Linked DNA regions of Homo sapiens: region 2 is linked to region 1. A link is an interaction called in ENCODE POLR2A ChIA-PET data of the cell type or tissue named here. Cell type or tissue: A673. All regions are shown on one strand.

What was found. Peaks named below come from ENCODE experiments on the same cell type or tissue, not always from the same donor. Only the 100,000 strongest peaks of a DNase experiment are listed, where the experiment ranks them.
Region 2: POLR2A ChIA-PET joins it to region 1 with 6 read pairs; 2 of 35 experiments call an interaction of 5 or more read pairs at or near these places.

What each region holds. Positions count from the first base shown.
Region 1 is chr10:28,728,898-28,731,397 of GRCh38, reverse strand. No RefSeq gene overlaps it. Among named protein-coding and RNA genes, the nearest start is that of LINC01517, 14 kb to the left of the region's middle. In A673, no CTCF peak of the experiment used is centred here; a DNase peak (open chromatin) is centred at 1,137; H3K4me3 peaks cover 899 bases; H3K27ac peaks cover 1,276 bases.
Region 2 is chr10:29,495,302-29,497,801 of GRCh38, reverse strand. All of the region lies in intron 18 of SVIL (supervillin), which reads left to right. Among named protein-coding and RNA genes, the nearest start is that of MIR604, 49 kb to the left of the region's middle. RefSeq lists an enhancer at 943-1,444. In A673, a CTCF peak has its summit at 1,231 (motif pointing right); DNase peaks (open chromatin) are centred at 1,241 and 2,221; H3K27ac peaks cover 746 bases.

The DNA of each region.
Region 1 (2,500 bases):
CTGGGAGGCAGAGGTTGCAGTGAGCCGAGATTATGCCACTGCACTACAGCCTGGGTGACAGAGTGAAACTCTGTCTAGAAAGAAAAGGAAAAGAAAAGAAAAGACAGAGAGAGAAAGAGAGAGAGAGAGAAACAGAGAGAGAAAGAGAGGAAGAAAGAAGAAAGAAAAGAAAGAAAAAAAGAAAGAAAAGAAAGAAGAAAGAAAGGAGGGAGGGAAGGAAGGAAGAAAGAAAGAAAGAAAGAAAGAAAGAAAGAAAGAAAGAAAGAAAGAAAGAAAAAAGAAAGAAAGAAAGAAAAGAAAGAAAAGAAAAGAAAAGAAAGAAAAGAAAAGAAAAGAAAGAAAAGAAAAGAAAGCAAGCAAGCAAACAGGCCGGGCACGGTGGCTCATGCCTGTAATCCCAGCACTTTGGGAGGCCAAGATGAGGGATCACCTGAGGTCAGGAGTTCGAGACCAGCCTGTCCAACATGGCGAAAACCCATCTCTACTAAAAATACAAAAATTTGCTGGGTGGTGGCATGCGCCTGTAATCCCAACTACTCCGGAGGCTGAGGCAGGAGAATCACTTGAACTCAGGAGGCAGAGGTTACAATGAACTGAGATTGCGCTACTGCACTCCAGCCTGGGCAACAGAGCGAGATTCTGTCAAAAAAAAAAAAAGGAAGGAAGGAATGAGGAAAGGAAAGGGGAAAGGAAAAGGAAAGGAAAAAGGCACTGGACGGATTTTAATCGACTGTCAAGTCTACAAAGTCAAAATCAGTGTAAACATTTGGTTTCGTTTTCTGTCTCATTCCCCTGCATAACTGAACTCTGACAACAGGATAGGAAGCCAGAATCCCTCACTCCTGGCTCCTCTCATCTCTTCCAGCTCCAGCCCTGGGCATCACCTGAAGCCAAAACAGCCCCACTGGTAACCCCTAGCCAAGGTAGCGCTCACACCCCCAATTTAAACCCATTATTCTCTTTAGAAGAACCTGGAAGAAAATGTAGCATTCAAGAGGCCTCAAGCAAGCAGCTCTTTAGAAACAATTATCTCCTGCAAACTGTGGATGCCACTTTTTTTTTTCCTTTCTACTTTTTGGCACAAAACCCTTTAAAAATAGTGACTTACTGTTGCCTAACAGGATTAAATTCTTAACTGAGGCATTTTCGTCTAATCCATGCACTACCTTCTAATCCCCTGTGAGTCAGAATGTAAGGAAAAGTTTCTATTTTGACTCAAAAAACACATTCTTAGAAGTCCCCACACCCTTGCACTCCTCAGAGCCTCCTTGCTGAACAGGGCAACCCCAAAATGAATCTTCAACTGCGGCCTCAGGGAGAAAATTCTCAAAAGGACCTTAGCTCTAAATCCAGATCAACTCTTATTTACCACCCGATCTTGCCTTGAGCCACGACTTTTTTGCTCTTTTTTTTTTTTTTTTTTTTTGTCTCACTCTTGTTGCTTAGACTGGAGTGAAATGGCGCGGTCTTGGCTCACTGCAACCTCTGCCTCCCGGGTTCAAGCGATTCTCGTGCCTCAGCCTCCCAAGTAGCTGGGATTACAGGCTGTAATTGTGCCACCACATCCAGCTAATTTTTGTATTTTTAGTAGAGACGGGGTTTCACCATGTTGGCCAGGCTGGTCTTGAACTCCTGACCTCAGGTGATCTGCCTGCCTCAGCCTCCCAAAGTGCTGGGATTACAGGCGTGAGCCCCCATGCCTGGCCTCCTCTTTCCTTTTCCCTTCTTTTCTTTGATGTACAAGCAACAGAGATGTTCCTTCTTAGGGCAAGTGAACATTCCAGAGATCTTTCAAGGAAAAGGTCCCCTTGGAGCCGTGTTCCTGTGGACAAACTCAATGTTTCATTCTATGCTACAGATTTTATTTTGAAAATCTTAACCAGAGACTCATCAAGCATCACCAATCCATTCTAGATATTCCTTATTGTTGGAAATGTAGGAAAAATAATATTGAAGTAGGAATTAAAGCATCTAGATTTTTGTTTTGTTTTGTTTTTTTGTTTTTTGTTTTGTCTCATTCTGTCACCCAGGTTGGAGTGCAGAGGCGTGATCTCGGCTCACTGCAACCTCCACCTCCGGGGTTCAAGCAATTCTCCTGCCTCAGACTCCTGAGTAACTGGGACTACAGGTGCCTGCCACCACGCCCGGCTAATTTTTGTATTTTTAGTAGAGACAGGGTTTCATCATATTGGCCAGGCTGATCTCGAACTCCTGACCTTGTGATCCACCCACCTCAGCCTCCCAAAGTGCTGGGATTACAGGCGTGGGCCATCGTGCCCAGCCTAGATTTTATTTTATTTGTATTTATTTATTTTTTTAGAGACAGGGTCTCACTCTGTCACCTAAGCTGGAATGCAGTGGTGCAATCATAGCTCACTGCAGCTTTGAACCCCTGAGTTCAAGCGATCCTCCCCCCTTGACCTCCCAAGTGGCTGGGACTACAGGTATACACCACCACACCTGGCAAAATATGTATTTTAAAAATCTTTAGTAGAGATGG
Region 2 (2,500 bases), 770 kb before region 1:
CCATAATTACTTTTAAATTGTTTCCATTTCCTTCTGACCTGGCAACCATGTACCCTAAGTCAGCCTTTCACAATAAAGAAGTTTATCCCCTCTTCCTTTTAGGTTAATTCCTAGGTCCTTCTCCATCAAACCTGATTTCTCTGACTGACCAAAGCCAAATCCGGATATGCTTTAATAGATGTCTAAAATATGTCCTCAGTTCCTAGGCAGTGGGATGTCCCTGCTGCAATCTTCTGCTGCTGAGCTCTTGGAACTGATTTGATGCCTATATTCAAAAATTTATGAAACTGACTTACATATCACTTGGTTAGTAAAGTTACTGGAGAGCTTTGAGGCTTCATAAGAGTGTTTGGGGCTTTATTTCATATCCTGCAGGAAATGATTAAAATTTGGGTTCCCTTTGTCACCTATATGCACATACCATCACTTTCTAAGCTATTATTTAAAAGCAGATTTCCCATCATAGTGGTATACGTTTTCACATTCACTTGTTCTTAACATCTTGTCATCAAATATAGAGGCTTAGCTTTTCTTTTTCTCAGAACCTTTAATCCACACTTTTATGAAGAGTACCTAACTCATTATAGGTATATAATGAATGTTTGTAGAAGGAAGGGAAGGAGCGAGACGTGGGAAATCCCTGAATGGTGATTAACTCAAATCTTAGTGGGGAATCCTTTCTAACAAATCTATTCTTACCTTATCTTGGAATGGTGAAAATATAATTTACTCTCACAGAATGAGGTACCATTTGCCAATTTTCTGCATCAGATCACAGAACTGGATACTCATGTTTAAACTCCTTTAACGTGAGCCCCAACCCTTCTTTAACAGAAGCACGTCGTTAGGTGCAGGGTGACTAAGTAGAACTGGAACTGAGAACTTGAACCAGACCTCAGGTTTTCCAGCTTCTAGCCCAGGCTTTTATCTTGATGACTTTCCGCTTTGGTTTCTTTTCTTTCTTCCACCTTAAAAACCCTAATTTATTTGTAAGTGGGTTCTTACTACCAAATGCCACTGCCCTTGTCCACATTGACATCTGTGAAAATGTTCCCGAAGAGAGTAGGTGACTGGTTGTTGTACCTAGAATTCATTGAAAAGAGCTATGGGGGAGATCTTTGTTTTGTTTTAACATTTTGTAATTTGCATCTCCCTGCCATGAGCCATTCATTCCCTAAGGATCCTTAGCTAGGTGGGGAGCACGTTTGCATAGTGCCACTGCCTGAACCGCCAGCAGGGGGAGCCATGGCAGCGGGGTTTGCCCGGCACCGGCCAGGACACGGATGGATTTCTCCGGTTGCTTTGGAAACCAGCCTTCAGAGTCAGTCCTGTTCATTAGCTGCGGAGTTAACGGCCTCTGTGCTAATGAACTCCTCTGATGTCTCTTCTCTTAAGCATCCTTCTAGTGAGTAAAGATTTCCCTCCCCACCCTGTGATACCAGATTTTATTTATCATCTTTCAAGAAAGTTTACTTTCTCATGGATGGAAACCCTTTGCAGTTCTGGCAATTGAAACAAATTTTAAAACTTTTATTGACACCATCAATCAAATATATGTATATAATGAGACGTACTTGTAGAATATTACTAAAACTTGAGTTTTAAACCATTTAATGGTTTTTTTTATTAAATTTTTTAATGCTATAATACTTCTCCCATTCACAGGAGGAAGGGGCAGAATCATTTATTCCCTTGGTTTTCCTTGTGATAGTGATTTGCATAACCTCTCGATGTTGTTCGTCCAGGGATGCATTGTCATCTAAGTGGCAATGTCATCTAAGGATTTCACATTTATTACAAATGAGTACAGAGAACATTCACATCTCATTTTGTTTTTTTGTAAATGCACTAATCAGTTTTCTTTCCAATGCCTTCCACTTAGATTAGGGAAGCGATACTCATCCTTCTGTTTACTAAGTTTTCTTCTTCCAGCTGGATACTTTCTCCATGCAGGAATTCCTCCCTTTCCCTTTCATGTGTCTCTCACCACTTGCCCTTTTAAAGATTCCCCACTCTGCTTCTCGGTAAATATACTAGGAAAAGCATTTCCTGTTTCTGCCCACACGGGAGATGGACAGGACTTCCAACACGCACAGTCGGTCCAGACCTGCCCTGGTCTGTAATTTCTTCTGAAAGGTTGGCCCTCCTTGGGTTACTGTCTGTGTCATGTCCCCAGGGCCACTGTCCCTCCCTCCCCTCAGCCTGGAGGAGAGCTCCACTGCGGGGGGCCACTTGCTGGCAAGTGTGACACAGCTCATTCTGCAGATGGCACCAATGCACTCTCAGCTGCCCCTGCCATCTCCGAAGGGCCTCAGAACTCACAGCTGCATTTGCCCAAGTTAACGTGTCATGGACATGTTTTCCCACGTCTCCACCGTTCATTTTGGAATATCGGCTTGTCAGCCACTACAGTCCTTGGAAATAATAAAATCCAGTCTACGTTTGCAGTTGGTTGTCCCACAGTCGTGGTACGTGTGAAATGTGTGTGTGTGTGCCTGCA